Linked DNA regions of Homo sapiens: region 2 is linked to region 1. Evidence: chromatin loops called from intact Hi-C (ENCODE). Cell type or tissue: spleen. All regions are shown on one strand.

Evidence for each region. Peaks named below come from ENCODE experiments on the same cell type or tissue, not always from the same donor. Only the 100,000 strongest peaks of a DNase experiment are listed, where the experiment ranks them.
Region 2: a loop joins it to region 1, with 2.4 times the contacts of the local background. A loop is called at or near these places in 41 of 110 quality-filtered maps.

The regions. Positions count from the first base shown.
Region 1 is chr1:202,310,996-202,318,995 of GRCh38, forward strand. It overlaps LGR6 (leucine rich repeat containing G protein-coupled receptor 6), which reads left to right. Exons shown (of 18, transcript NM_001017403.2): 17 at 3,807-3,887; 18 at 6,957-8,000. Among named protein-coding and RNA genes, the nearest start is that of UBE2T, 27 kb to the right of the region's middle. RefSeq lists a silencer at 7,426-7,586. In spleen, CTCF peaks have their summits at 4,812 (motif pointing left) and 5,012; DNase peaks (open chromatin) are centred at 4,786, 7,406 and 7,796; H3K27me3 peaks cover 1,721 bases.
Region 2 is chr1:202,265,040-202,273,039 of GRCh38, forward strand. All of the region lies in intron 4 of LGR6 (leucine rich repeat containing G protein-coupled receptor 6), which reads left to right. Among named protein-coding and RNA genes, the nearest start is that of UBE2T, 73 kb to the right of the region's middle. In spleen, no CTCF peak of the experiment used is centred here; a DNase peak (open chromatin) is centred at 3,142; H3K27me3 peaks cover 1,544 bases.

The DNA.
Region 1 (8,000 bases):
AAAGGCACATGTTGGAGGCAGGCAGCCAAGGGGGTTCTGAGGGATCATTTACTAAGTGGTATCTTAGATACCAAGGGCAGATAAAAGGGCTTCCCTCTCCCCCTGCCCGTATTACAGAACACAAGCAGAATTAGGAGGGAGAGAGTAGGGGTCCTCTGCTTTGGGGTATTCTTTTTCCATCTCTAACTCTCCACAATATTTCAATGGAGAAAATAAACAAACGAAAAATCAAATATAAACATGTAAGAAAAACATCTCATTACAGCGTAGACAAAACTGAGGTCCAATCCCAACTACAACATTCACCAGTTGGATTGCATTGGACCAGTCATGTAACCATACTGAGCCTCACTTTCCTTATCTTTAAATGAGAAAGATAATTGGCTGGGCGCGGTGGCTCAAGCCTATAATTCCAGCACTTTGGGAGGCCAAGGCGGGTGGATCACTTTAGGTCAGGAGTTCGAGACCAGCCTGGCCAACATGGTGAAACCCCTTCTCTACCAAAAATACAAAAATTAGCCAGTCATGGTGGCATGCGCCTGTAGTCCCAGCTACTTGGGAGGCTGAGACAGGAGAATGGCTTAAGCCCAGGAGGCGGAGGTTATAGTGAGCTGAGATCGCACCACTGCAAACTCCAGCCTGGGTGACAGAGTGAGATTCTGTCTCAAAAAACTAAATAAATAAATAAGTAAATGAGAAAGATAATGGATAGCTCATAGGCTGTTGGGGAAGACTAAAAGATTCCATAAATGATGAAGTATGCTCATCGCTACTACTGAGGACTGGTGCCTTCTGGTGTACATGTATAGGGAGAGTGCAACTGTGGAGTCCGGGGCACAGTGTATGGAGGGCAAATGGTGGGCAGGCAACCTGGGGGTCTCTGAGAGCCTTCTTCCCAATGTATTAACACACCTCCCTAGGGAGGGTATGAGGACCCGATGAGGAGCAGCCCAGCAGCCTGGCTGGCTCTGGGCCAGCAGACAGCTGTCCCCGGGGGACATTCCCGGATGTCTGCTGTACACTCCCTCAGGGGGCTGGAAGGAAGAATGGAAACTTTCCTTCCTCAAGGTGAAACTTTCCACCGAGCTTAGGTCTTGGAGAACCACAGGGCGTCAAGATCGTGGGCTGCCTGCCGCCTGTAACGGGAGCTAGGGCAGGGCCCCCCACTTCCTGTGGGAGCTAATGAGCCTCGAGAAGGAAAGCCAGGAGCTGCTGCTCCAGCCAGATTCGATTTCCTCCTCGTTTGAAGAGTGGTTACTTAACACCTTGGCTGTGATTTTCCCAGCCTCAGACAGAGTCCACGGGTTTCACCCCTTGTGTTTCATTCATGCATTTTGATTTCAAAGAATTGCTGAACTTCTTTCTGGAGAGCAGGGGTGGGCAGGGAGTGAAAGGTAGAGAGGAGGAAATGCCAGGACTCTGTGGGCACGACTCAGCCTCCGACCTGCCCTGATGGTGTCTGGGCCAGGAGCAGCTTCACAGTCTTCCTGCCTCCTGGGAAAGCTCCCAACTGATGGTGTTTACCCTTTAAGTGAGGAGGAAGGATCCACACAGGAAACAGACTTTGTGAACCAAAGATGGAACAAGTGCAACAAACAGAGTCACCTATCCATTGCCCTGTATGATGGAGGAAGAGCCCACAGGATGCTGTCTCTTAAACCTGAAGATTGTACAGTTACCTTTTGAAGACAAGCCATTCTTTCCCCAACTTGGGTCTTCAGACACATTTCCAGTCTGACCTGAGAAACTTGTCTTATTCTTTAAAAAGCCTTTCAGTGATGGATTATCACTGCAAAAAATGTTTTGTCTTTATAGATTATAAAATGTTCTAGATTCTCATTTCAAAATTCGTATAGAATTTGTGGACCTCCAGCATGTCTGCAACCCCCTAGAGTTCACAGGCCCTAGTTTGAGAAACACTGCAAAAGTGAATAAGAAAAAAAAAGTGTAAGGCCGGGCACGGTGGCTCACGCCTGTAATCCCAGCACTTTGGGAGGCCGAGGCAGGCGGATCACAAGGTCAGGAGATCCAGACCATCCTGGCTAACACCATGAAACCCCATCTCTAAAAAAATACAAAAAATTAGCCAGGCGTGGTGGCGGGCGCCTGTAGTCCCAGCTGCTCAGGAGGCTGAGGCAGGAGAATGGCGTGAACCCAGGAGGCAGAGCTTGCAGTGAGCCGAGATCATGCCACTGCACTCCAGCCTGGGCAACAGAGCGAGACTCCATCTCAAAAAAAAAAAAAAAGTGTAAAGCCTGGACTTAGAATTGAAAAGAACATTAAAGATGATCTAGTCCAGCCTCTGACTCAGGTAGAAGTGCTTTCTCTCCCATTGGGGACTTTCTGTTTAGTATCATCAGTGACAAATTATGTTCAGCTCATGCATCTGTAAATCTCCTGAACCCTCCCCACCCCCTGACCCCCCAAAGTAATCAGTCCCTTGCCTGGGAAAGCATGATGGTTAAACATCTGGGCTCTGTAGTCAGACAAACCTGCATCTGAATTCTAGTCTATTGCTGTGAGGCTGCAGGCAAGCCACTTAACTTCAATGAGCCTCAGTCTCCTTATCTGTCACCTGCCTCACATGGATGTTGTGAAGGTTAATGGGACCATGAAGATGAGGACTGACTGGGCACAGTACCTGGTGCCGAATAAGAACTCAAGAAATGTTAACCCTTATTGTTCAGTGAATCTATTAGCTGAAAATTTTTTTCTAATTGATACATAATAAATGTATGTATGGGGGGCACATGTGATTATTTAATACATTCATATAATGTATATAAAGATCAAATCAGAGTAATCGGGATATCCTTTGCCTTAAAAATTTGTCTTTTCTTTATGCTAGGAACATTCAAATTATTCCCTTCTAGCTAGTAAATAAATCTGTTAGTTGATGGCACTCATTGTAGCATGACAATTTGTTTCCTTATTAGTCTCCACAAGCTCTTTGAGAGCAGGTCCATCTCTTATTCATCCCTGAAATTCTTCTGCATTTGCCCAGTGCCAGAATTGCACTCAGCAGATGTGGACCTACTCTGCACCTGTTGAAGGTGGGGTGTTCCTTTGCTGGACAGCTCTAATTGTGGGAACTTACTCTTGTTAGGAAGTAGTAGAGTGTCTCCATTCGAATCATAATTTGCCTCGTTCTACAGTCCATCCATTGATCCTGGTTCTACCCTCTGGGGCAAAACAGCATGTAGAAGTCAAATTCCTTTACCCCTAACAGTCCTTCAGCCCTTTGAGGACGGCCATGATACCCCCACTTACTCTTACCTCCTCCAAGTTAAACACCGCCCAGTTGCTTTGACTGTTTCTCTCACAAATGGCTTCTGCTCTCCCACCCCCTAGTTCACTCGTTCACGTCTAAACACACTGCAGCTCACTGATGTTTTTCTTAATGTGTAGTTTTCACAACTGGACACAAAATTACAGTGACAGCCCAGCCAGAGTAGAGAATGTGTGATCACTAGCATACATTATTGAAACAGCTTCCACTCCAACTCGAAGCAGCACTTGTGGGTAAGGCTGACTGGAGAGGACATAGAGCCCTGACTAATAGAAAGAGAAGGTCTAGGTGAAATGTTTGCTGTGCACTCTTCAGTGCAGATAATCCACATGTGGATAATAGGAAGCTGACCAAATCTTTACCCCCAAGGGTAGAAATGGATGTGCCGGGTTGCTAGAATGAACAGTGCTGAGCAGAGTTAGTAAGGGACATCTTAAAGGAGGGGGCATTTGGAGAAAGGTAGGGCTTGACTGACACCAAGACCCAGGACCCTGCATCACTTTGTCTCTCCTTTCAGATGACCAGGACCTGGATGAGCTCCAGCTGGAGATGGAGGACTCAAAGCCACACCCCAGTGTCCAGTGTAGCCCTACTCCAGGTGAGGTGGTGTCTGGGGAATGGGGACGAGGGGGAATGGAGAAAGGGCACCCAACCACCTAGTTGAGGTATTAGTTCAGCCTGGCATGTCTGCAGCCACATTCTTTGCCTGACTCCCAGCCTGCTGCAAGAGGGCCCTCCTTTCGTAATTCCTGGGGAAGGAACTGGAGTTCTTTCCCTTGGGTGGCTGCTTGAGGGGAGTAGCATGAATGGAGGCGAAGTCAAGCAATCAGCCAATTAGCATTTATGCATCCAGGATAAAACTACTGTTACACAGGAGAGAAGCAGGAAAGAATGCCTTGACCCCATTGCTCAGGGTGGCACGTGGGACTGCTTTTGAGTAATCCCTCAGTCTAAGACCCATACCACAGAATCCTAGAGCCAGGTGGGACTCCAACAGGTCACCTTCTCCATCCCTCCCTGCTCCATCCCAGGAAGATTACAGTCTCTGTTAAAACTCTGCACAGTGGAAAAACTCCATAGTATCCCTGGGTAAGTCCTTACAGCACCATCTAACGCTTATAGTTGCGGAAGCCTCCTTTAGCATCTAACCTAAATCCATCCTGCTATAAAGAAAGCAAAAAAGAAAATTCTCTTTCTCTTTGGTGCAATTCAACTTGAGACATTTAGAGTGAGGAAGTCCCTTCGCTTGCATATAAAATGCTAACAGGCCACAGAAGGTGGCAAGCAGCATGCTACTTAGGCAAGGATGGGATTCTTCAGAATGAACAGAAGTGATGAACAGTTTGCTTCTTCTATTTCGTTCCACCTCCGTTTTCCAGTTTTCCAGCTTTCTCTGGCCCAGGACCCTTGCCTTCTCCCTTTACCCTCTCTAAAGCCTATAGAGTGATTGCCTGGCCTTGCCCAGCCCGAGTTTTCAGTGCTTGGTGACAACAGCACGCCCTCTAGTGCCAGCTTGGGGCCAGAGCACTAACCCAACCTGGAGGAAGCAGGTGCTGCTTCTGACTTGGAAAAACACACATGCTGCATTCACAATGCCATGGAAATTTCACCTCTGAAAACCAGTAATCAGCAGGGATGAGGTAAAAGAGGAAGTTCCAAAAGACAAAGTCCAACTCGAGCTTGCTTCTAAAATAACTCACACCAAATGGTCAAATAATTATGGTACATTTTATGGTACATAAAATATGTTTTGAGTAATATAAAAATATTTCTCTGGGAAAAAATTTGGGAAAGTCTGCTTGATAAAAATGTGACTTAAAGAGAACGAGAAACGCATATACAGTTGTCTTAGTCCGCTTCGTGTTGCTATAACAGAATACCTAAGGCTAGGTAATTTATAAAGGAAAGAGTTTTGTTTGACTCACAATTCTGGTGGCTGGGAGGTTCAAGATTGGACAGCTGCATGTGATGAGGGCCTCAGGCTGCTTCAACTTGTGATGGAAAGCAGAAGGGGAGTGGGTATGTGCAAATAGATCACAGGGTGAAAGAGAAGCCAGACTCCCTTTAACAACCCACTCCTAGGGAACTAATCCATTCCCTGGATTGATTGAGAACTCACTCACCCTCACAGAAGGACATTAATCTGTTCCTGAGGGATCTGTCCCCATGACCCAGACACCTCCCACTAGGCCCCACCTCCAACATTCCCACATTGGGGGATTCCATTTCAGCATGAGTTTTGGTGCAGACAAACCATATCCAAATGATAACAACAGTAAAATCTTAATTTAGCTTGAAAACCTATATGTATGTATGTATTTTTTAAAGACTGGACGGAAGCATACCAAAATAATGAGTTATCTCTGAGAGGTGAAGTCTCATGTCATTTTAATGTTTTCATGTTATATTTTCAAATTTTCTACAGTTATCACCTATTATATTTGGTAATAAGAAAGAAAAGGTTTAAAAATAGCTCCCACAAAAGCCTCTCAAATTCCCAAGCTACCAAGAAACACATTGAAGAACAAGAGTGGAAAGCCAAAGAAAATGAAGAAATAATATTTCCAAAGTTACAAGGTGATTTAGGAACAGACTTTGGAGAGAGGGATGGAAAACACCAGGATCTCACGCATCTCGTGTGGACCTAGGTTGGAAAACCCCAGAAGTCATCTGTATTTTGATTTACTGTACTTGAGGCAATTTACCTCCGAAATACTGATTGACTGACAAGTATTCAATGTGGTCTGTACCCCTCTCACAGAGCAAGGGAGAGCCAGCCTGGTATAATATTTGGTCAGGACTCTCCCACAGTGGAGGACTTAGTGGATCACTGGGGACTGACTGAGAGAAACAGAGCCTCAGGCATAGACTGGTTACTGTCTGGGCAGTCCCTCATGCCTCTGTCCCTACCCACCATAGCTCCCAATTCTGATACCCTCTCCACTCCTTGATGGCAGCCTGTCCTTCCTTTCTTTCCAGTGCTGTCCTTCACTTAACATTTCCTCAATATCTGGGTTTGTACTGTATTAATTTGTACCATGTGTGTGTTTTTTTGTTTTTTTTTTGTTTTTTTGGGGAGAGAGAGAGTCTTGCTCTGTTGCCCAGGCTGGAGTGCAGTAGAGCAATCTTAGCTCACTGCAACCTCCGTCCCCCGGGTTCAAGTGATTCTTCTGCCTCAGCCTCCCAAGTAGTTGGGACTACATGTGCGTGCCACCACACCCAGCTAATTTTTTGTATTTGTAGTAGAGATGGGGTTTTGCTTTGTTGGCCAGGCTGGTCTCAAACTCCTGACCTCAGACAATCCATCCGCCTCAGCCTCCGGAAGTGCTGGAATTATAGTCGTGAGCCACCATGCCTGGCCTATATGCGTTCTATGTTCTGGTGTATTGAGAGGAGGGTTAGGGTTCACCCCACTTGCAGCTCTTCGGAAGAAGAGTCGTGTATGTCCCACAGCTGGGAGTTCTCTAAGGTGAGAGAACCTCCAACTTGGAGTTCTCTGGGGCCAGAAACAGGGTCAGCCTCCCTTAGACTGGGAGTTTTCCGAGGGCAAGGGCCATGTTCATCTCCTTTTGATTGGAAATTCTCTGAATACAGAGGCTGACCTTGGTCCTGAAGACCTGGTCCCACCATCCTCTGGCCCAGGGTTAATGTCTGATCTCTCCTACAGGCCCCTTCAAGCCCTGTGAGTACCTCTTTGAAAGCTGGGGCATCCGCCTGGCCGTGTGGGCCATCGTGTTGCTCTCCGTGCTCTGCAATGGACTGGTGCTGCTGACCGTGTTCGCTGGCGGGCCTGTCCCCCTGCCCCCGGTCAAGTTTGTGGTAGGTGCGATTGCAGGCGCCAACACCTTGACTGGCATTTCCTGTGGCCTTCTAGCCTCAGTCGATGCCCTGACCTTTGGTCAGTTCTCTGAGTACGGAGCCCGCTGGGAGACGGGGCTAGGCTGCCGGGCCACTGGCTTCCTGGCAGTACTTGGGTCGGAGGCATCGGTGCTGCTGCTCACTCTGGCCGCAGTGCAGTGCAGCGTCTCCGTCTCCTGTGTCCGGGCCTATGGGAAGTCCCCCTCCCTGGGCAGCGTTCGAGCAGGGGTCCTAGGCTGCCTGGCACTGGCAGGGCTGGCCGCCGCGCTGCCCCTGGCCTCAGTGGGAGAATACGGGGCCTCCCCACTCTGCCTGCCCTACGCGCCACCTGAGGGTCAGCCAGCAGCCCTGGGCTTCACCGTGGCCCTGGTGATGATGAACTCCTTCTGTTTCCTGGTCGTGGCCGGTGCCTACATCAAACTGTACTGTGACCTGCCGCGGGGCGACTTTGAGGCCGTGTGGGACTGCGCCATGGTGAGGCACGTGGCCTGGCTCATCTTCGCAGACGGGCTCCTCTACTGTCCCGTGGCCTTCCTCAGCTTTGCCTCCATGCTGGGCCTCTTCCCTGTCACGCCCGAGGCCGTCAAGTCTGTCCTGCTGGTGGTGCTGCCCCTGCCTGCCTGCCTCAACCCACTGCTGTACCTGCTCTTCAACCCCCACTTCCGGGATGACCTTCGGCGGCTTCGGCCCCGCGCAGGGGACTCAGGGCCCCTAGCCTATGCTGCGGCCGGGGAGCTGGAGAAGAGCTCCTGTGATTCTACCCAGGCCCTGGTAGCCTTCTCTGATGTGGATCTCATTCTGGAAGCTTCTGAAGCTGGGCGGCCCCCTGGGCTGGAGACCTATGGCTTCCCCT
Region 2 (8,000 bases), 46 kb before region 1:
CTGATGAAATCACTTTCCTCCAACAAGCTTTTCCCCTGGGTGAGGAGAGAGAGAAAAGTGCTGCTCTAGCTCCCACCTCCCCTCTCTCCTCAATTGTAAGTGGGTATGGAAAGGTTAATTCAAGGCTCCATGCACCATCACCCCCACCCCACCTCTGCAGGGAAGTGGAGTTCTCACTCCAGCTTCTGGTGGCTCAGTTGACCTCCTCTGCTCCCCATGCTCTCTGTCACCATGGGACTGTCCCACCAGGAGTACTCAGGCTCCGACTCCCCAGAGTTGTCACTTTTGGGCTCTTCAGGGCTTGTGTGCTCTGTGAGGGCCTGGTGATGGGTTCCAGATGGGGAGAGGCACTGCTGGGATGCAAGGGATGAGCCCCAAGTGTTGGATGCTGCCAAGGAATGGTTCTCAGAGACCAGGGTCTTCATAGTTCCTCAACCAGTGACCTGGGAAGTGTCTCTGGGGGCCCCCCATTGCACTGTATGTGGGGGTGGGCAGGAATCGGTGAACACCTTCTTCTTCTCCCAAGAGGACAAGGGCAGGAGAGAGGTGAACAGTGAACTCAAAGAACACCGGACTCAAAACCAATGCCTTCTCTGGCTTTGCCATCTCTTTACTCTGTGACCTTGGACAAATCACTCAGTCCCTCAGAGTCCCCTTTCCTCCCTGGTTAAGTGGGGTCCCTGTTAGCTGTCACTTCCACTGCTGTGATCTCCCCATCAAGCAATCATCTGAACAATGCTGAAAGTGCCCATAACTGGATCAATAAAAAACACAGACTGAATATCCATGGTGGGCAAGTTTCAGGGAAAGAGGGGACATAGCCCGCGTCTTCAGGGGTCTTCCCATGTAATGGGGGAGAAAAGTGACCAAAGTGGGCACTTGGGTAAAGTTGTTCAAAGCTCTGAAGTTGGCCTTTTACTATCTCCCACCTCTATCGACCATCTTTCCCAGCTCCTCATCTCTCTGGTCCAAAGCTCCCTGTGTTCCAAGTCTGTGTCTCATTTTTAGAAGCTTCTCTCAAAAAGCTGTTCTCCACTAAAAGGCTACCTAATAATACTTTCCAGATTAAAAAAAAAAAAAAAATAACAGGCAGCTTCTACACTCTAAAAAAAGAATATTATCCAAATGGTAGAATTTGGTCATCTTGAGATGCCTGGAGGTGGGGGAGTGGGGGTTGGCTACTCTGTGCCTCTGCACAACACCATGTGCTTGTAAGTTGCCCTGCCTGGGGACACAGGGACATAGCACAGAAGAATTTGTCCAAAGAATGTATAGGCTCTCGGACGGACAGAGCCACAGGGACTCTTGAAGCGAACCCCTCCTTGAGCAGGTGAAGACACTGATCCTGGAGAGAGGAAAGGGACTCGTCTGAAGTCATAGCGCCCTGTGTATCAGCAAGAACAAGACCTTTGCCAGCCTTCACATCCCCACCCCCACCCCACCAGAGTGGTCTTTCTCAACCCAGACTTCCCAATGCCTACAATTTAAAGTTCAGATCCATAAAGCCCCCAAGGACCCGCACGTTCTTTTCCCTACTACCTTTCGCATCTGACCCAAGCCCTCACTCCCTGCGTCACCCAGGACCCTCTGCTCAGCACAGATGAGTTGTTCTCCTCTCCCATGTTGTTCTTTGGTCAGTACCTCTGCACACACCCTTCTTTGCCAGAAATGCTCATTACCCTCATCCACTTGGTGAAAATTCAGTTATTCCTCAAGACTCACATGAATGTCCCCTCTTTACTCCTTCTAGGAAGTTTGTCCTACCTCCGTGGCTGAAGGTTCCACACCCTTTAATTCATTCCCTCAACTCTTGGTGCACACCATTTTCAGACACAGCCTCTCTTTTCCTCTCTCTCTAACGCGCGCACACACACACACACAATCACAATTGATTATTTGTTAATCTTCGTTGCTAGACTATGAGTTCCTTGAGGGCAGGAACCAAATTCATTCATCTCTGTATCCTTCATGTCTTGTGTGGAACGCCTGGCTAATTTCTTAGAACTGTGCCATCCAGTATGGCATGTGTCAGTTAAAATAAAATTTAAAATGCGGTTCCTCAGTCATGCTGGCCACACTTCAAGAGCTCAATAGCCACAGGGCGGATAATGAATATGTCTCTGCAGAAAGCTCTATTGAACAGTGTTGTCTTAGAGGATACCAGAGGCATACAACACCCAAGATGGAGGGATGATGGATCTGGGGAGTCCTTAGCTTCCCAGATTATATGTAGGTCAATGCCTGGCACCTGCTTGAAGGGGAGCTCCCTGTAACTGGGTCTGGAGTCCAGTCATATGGATTCTGGGCTTGGTGACTACTTCTAGTGCAGACACACTGTTTAGTCCCTTTGGCTACAGCCCCAGTTTTCAGCCCCCTAAGGGCCTCGGCTAGGAGTGTACTCTTTAACTGAGAAGGTTTCTTTTCATTAAATGGGACAGGCCTTTCAGGACAAGCTCTGATGTTCAAATCTTGATAAGGAGAAGCCTTATCAATAAGCCTGAATTGAGTGGTAGCTTTGGAGTCAGACCAATGGCTTCATTCCTCTGAGCCTCCTTTTCTGCATGCAAGATGGGAAGCATAAGGTTCCTACTCCACAGGGCTAGCATGAAGATTAAATATGATAATATATGTAAATGCTGAGCACACCTGGCAATTAGCTCCTTCTCAATATAAAAGCTAAGGTTTTTATATTGTTTTATCAAACAGCAAAGTATATAGTCTAAGAGCTTCTCTGGAAAGAGACTATGTGTTATTCAAGTTTGAACCCTAGAACTAAGCACAAGGCTGGCATAATAGTAGGCACTCAATGAATGTTTATTATATTTAATCCAATCCTATTGAATTGAAGACAAAGGGAATGATACCATCTGTAATGAGAGGCATTTCAGGCAGTCTGATAGGTAGTGAGGGAGGGATGTGGGGGCAGTAGGGCTTTATGGAAGCCTTCATGAGACCATAAAGGGCCTTCACAGAATGCAGGCTGTGTTCTCCAGGAGAGAGGCTGGGAGGGGTGTCAGTCCGCGGGAAGGCAGAAGCTCATGAGCATCCGTGCCTGAGTTGGTGGAGTCTGTGGGTACAGATTCTGTGTGTTCCCCAGTCGAGCAAGCCCTCCTGCCAAGCAGGGCCAGGACATGCCATGGGCAGGGGACCCCACAACCCCATTGGAGCCCCGTGGCCCTCCGTGCAGAAGCTGGCACCTGGCACTGGCGGCTGGTGCTGGTGTGGGAGGCTGGGCCCTGCCGCCTATGGAAGGCCCAAGGGCATCTCCTCACTGCTCGGCAGGTGCCAGCCTGCTCCCTGCTGGAATCCTTGCCTTCCCAGGCAGGCTCTCGGTCAGGGCCGTTGGTCCCTCCAGGCAATCAACGGCTCCCACGTGGAATATTTTCCCCACAGAATAACCATTTCCATAGTGGCTGCTTTTTTTTTTTTTAACTTTTAATATCCTCCCCCTTCCACCCTCCATTCTGTACTCCAACCAGAGACTGAGATGTCCCCCTCCCCACCCACATCTTTTCTCTATTCTCTCCCTTCCTGTGTTCAACTGAAAGTCAGCTATGTAGCCAAGTAGGGGTGGGGGGTTCAGAGATGAAAACCAGCCCTGGGGTCGGCCAGGAGCAAACAATCAGTAATCCTGTGTCAAATGAACTGTCTTTGTCCTCAAGGTATCTCACCTCCCAGCCTCTTTCTTCCTCTCAAACGCAGAGTTAGGAAATGAGAACAGGAGCAGGCCTAGCCCACAGCTTTTGAGGATTTTTTAGTTTGGGAGCAGAGCCGACCTCATGGGCCTGCGACCTGTGTGGTTGCCAGGGCCCTGATAGCAGAAGGGGCCTGTACCTGGTTTAGTGTTCTATTGCCATCTTGAAGTTTTTTGTTTGTTTGTTTTGGAAATAGGGTCTCACTTTGTTGCCCAGGCTGGAGTGAAGTGGTGTGAACACAGCTCACTGCAGCCTCGACTTCTGGGATCAAAAGATCCTCCTGCCGCAGCCTCCTGAGTAGCTGGGACTACTGGAGCGTGCCACCATGCCTGGCTAACTTTTAAATTTTTTTCTAGAGAGGGTGTCTTGCTATTTTGTCCAGGCTGGTCTCAAACTCCTGAGCTCAAGCAATCCTCCCGCCTGAGCCTCCCAAAGTGCTGGGATTATAGACATGAGCCACTGTGCCCAGCTGAGATTCTTGGTAAACACAGGCTTTTCATCCCCATTATGTAGCCACTCCTATTCAGGAGGGTCTTAGTGATGGGCAGCTTCAAGGAGAGAGGGAGGCAACCAGGCTGGTGTGGGAGTTTGGGCAGAGAAGCCCACTAAATTCAGCAACCTGAGTTTGTAAGTCACTGGAAGAAAGCTGGCTAGGGGCTCCCCTTCTCTGAGCTTTCAGCATCTGAAACAGAACCTTTGCCCTCCTTTCCTACTCTGCAAAACCCTGATAGGCTGGGGAGGGAAAGGGATACTTCAGGTACTAGGACTGGCTGGAGATACTTTCTTAGGATGAGACCATGTCATGGAAGAGACTCTGGAGGCATCATCTTCCTCTTCTTGGATGAGAAGTGGAATTCCTCTCTGGATGTGCCCCAGCCCTGTGGAGCCTACTTCATTCAGGCCCACCTTTCCTCATGAATTCTGGGTTTCAGTCTCTCTCTGCTCCTAAAGCCCTCTGTCCTACCATTGCCATGTCTTCTCATGTAATGTGGCTCAGAGCTAGGGAGGGGACCCAAGTCGTGGCTGACCTGAATGGAACAGAAGAGGAGGACACCTGCCCTCTTTCCCTTGCTTTCCTCGCCTCCCTTAGGGCACACTGACCTTTGAATTTAAAGTCAGCCTGCACTCAGGGAGCGGGTACTATGGCAAAGCCCTGAGCATGGAGCTTTGCACGAGTGATTGCTTTTAAATGAATATTTGATGACATCCATGGGTCAGCTAGAGGCCCACTCAGACCCCTGAATCTGTCCCCTTTATCTTGTATTTGACTAAGATCTGGTAGGATATAAGATGGATTAGAGAAATAAATCCCAGAAAGGGTCCACTAGATTGATTTAGTCCTCTGTGGGCTGTAAGGGCCCCTGGTTTCCAAATAGAGATATGCTTCTTGCATATCCATATCTTACACAAAGAACTGTGAGTCTCTCTGTCATTCCTTCGCTTTTGGGGAACTAGACTGGTAGAGTGAAAAGAAGCTCTGAGTTGTTTTGTTTTGTTTTTGTTTTTGCTTTTGTTTTTTTTTTTTGAGACAGAGTTTTGCTCTCGTTGCCCAGGCTGGAGTGCAATGGCGCGATCTCGGCTCACTGCAACCTCCGCAACCAGGGTTCAAGTGATTCTCCTACCGCAGCCTCCCAAGTAGCTGGGATTATAGGCGTGTGCCACCACGCCCGTCTAATTTTGTATTTTTAGTAGAGATGGGGTTTCCCCATGTTGGTCAGGATGGTCTTGAACTCCCGAACTCAGGTGATCTGCCCACCTCAGCCTCCCAAAGTGCTGGGATTACAGGCGTGAGCCACCACACCCTGCGAAGCTCTGAGTTTGAGTCCCAGCCCTACCACTGCCTTTGGGCATTTCTCTTTATCTCTGTGGGCTTCAGGCTCCTCATATGAGACGAGTGAGGCTGGAAGGCTCCTTCAGGCTCTGACACAGTGTGATTCTTAGTGTACGCTATTGTCCTGGGTCGCTGTCAGTGGGTCACTTCTTGCTGTCTAACCTAAAGCTCTTCTGCTACGCTTGCTCCCTGTTAGGTCCTCATCTCATTTCAGTCAATTCAGACCAGGACCCTATGTCCCCATCTCCCTGGGATGTCCTATGACCTGGCGACTTTCACACCACATGCCCCTTGGGACTTGGAGGGAAGGGTCCCCTTCCTTCCCTCCCTGCTTCAGCCTCAGCCCTTAGCTGGGGGAGTATGAGAAGCAGTTTGGCCCTCGACAGGTTAAGCTGTTTCCCCAGAGCCTAAGCAAGCCCGAACTGGCCTGTGAGGTCCCTGCTAATCTGCCCCATTACTGCAGGTAAGAATTATAATCAGAAATCACTTGAGGGGCCAGGTCCACGTGGGAGAACGAGAGGCGCTGCTGGGGGTTGTTGATTCTGTTCCAGAGCTTAATTGGTATAATTGCTCTCTTCAGCCTGCCAAGCCAGAGTCCATCAGGATTGGCTCTCCCACCCTCTACGGGGAGCTGCTTAAAAAGGTCTTTTAGTCCCAAGTGGAGGATTCTGCTGGCGGCTCGGAGACTCCTTCAGCAATCCAATACCCCTTTCCTGGCTGCCAGATGGCAGGGGAGCCTAGGACCCCCCTACCCTAGAGGACTAGAGATCCCAGGGGAGCCTGAACCCTGACTTGAAAGGGTGGGGGAATTCTCCAGAGAGCACCTTATCCTACCGGGAGCTGGGTGGGGAGATAGTAAGAGGGGTTGCTCTATAGCCAGGTGTCGACCCTTAGGTGTTCCCAAGAGTCAGAGGTTCCTGGGGGCAGGGAGCAGGTGTCCAACCAGAAAATACAGGGGAGGCTGGGCGCGGTGGCTCACACCTGTAATCCCAGCACTTTGGGAGGCTGAGGCGGGTGGATCACCTGAGGTCAGGAGTTCGAGACCAGCCTGGCCAACATGGTGAAACCCTGTCTCTACGAAAATACAAAAAAATTAGCCGGGCTTGGTGGCAGGTGCCTGCAATCCCAGCTACTCCAGAGGCTGAGGGAGAAGAATCGCTTGAACCCGGGAGGCAGAGGTTTCAGTGAGCTGGGATTGCACCATGGCACTCCAGCCTGGGCAATAAGAGTGAAACTCTGTCTCAAAAAAAAAAAAAAAAAAAAAGAGAGAGGGGAGAGAGGAGAAAGTTTAATAGAAGCCAATACTGCGCCTGTCTCCTGCTGCCTCCTCCACTCCCCTCTGTGCTTCGTGGAGTCTCCCTCTAAGGGGGTGTTTGTCCTCACTGTCTCTGGGGTGGGCAAGTCATCAAACCATACAGCTGAGGAAAGCAACACAAAAGGTTAAAGGAGGGTATTTGTGGCTACATCTGTGTGATGGCAAAGCCCACACCTTCCACATCACAGGAGCCCCCTGGGTCAGAGCTGCCAGATAAAATACAAATGTTGCATGGGACTTATTCAAACTTATACTTGCTTATCTGAAATTCAGATTTAACTGGGCATTGTCCCAAATATTACACAGGACATATTTATGCTAAAATTATTATTTATCTGAAATTCAAATTTAAATGGGTAGCATGTTGTTTTATTTGCTATATCTGGCAGTGCTACCCTGGGTCCATGCCCCACCCCCAAGCCCACCTGGCCTGAGTGTAAACGCCCCGTCTCTCTGCTCATCCCAAACACAAACACAGTCCTGGCCGATTTCTTCCATGTGCTCATTCCACCTTCTTCATTTGCCAGTTTTCTTCCTTTTCTCCTTTGGTGTGTCCCAGTTCCCAAGTACCAGGAGCAGGGCAGCAAACACCTCCCCTCTCCAGCCCTCAGCTGCTCTACCATGCCACTTAGGATATCATGAGCCAGGACAGAAGATAGTTTCTCTCTGACAGAGCGGAAAGAGGCCTGGAGGCTCAGCCCATCCAGCCCTTCCCTAAGAGGCTGAGAAAGTAAGGCCCTGTTTTAAGCCAGTGCCATGCTCGGCCCAGCCTGGCAAAAGGGCCCTTCCCAAGCTCTCCTGCCTATGGGTTACACAAAATGCAGGAGATGGACTAACCAGGACTGTAGGTTACATGTGTGAGCGTGCACATGCATGTGGCCAGCAAACGTGTGTACTCACACATACGCACATACATAGCAAAGGCCACTTCCAAGTGCCCCCTGAGCTCACAGAATAAGTTTTCCCCTTGCCCTGCCCTGACCCACTTCCTGCCTGCCTCCTAGCACCTCCTTATGGTACATGGCCATCTTCTCAGCTCAGCCACAATCTCTGCCCTGGTGTCCCACCTGGGCAGGACACCTAGGTGAACAGGTGAGCAGGTTCTTAACCTCCCATCATGCACCTCAGTGCCAACACAACACAATGGTGAGGCACATGA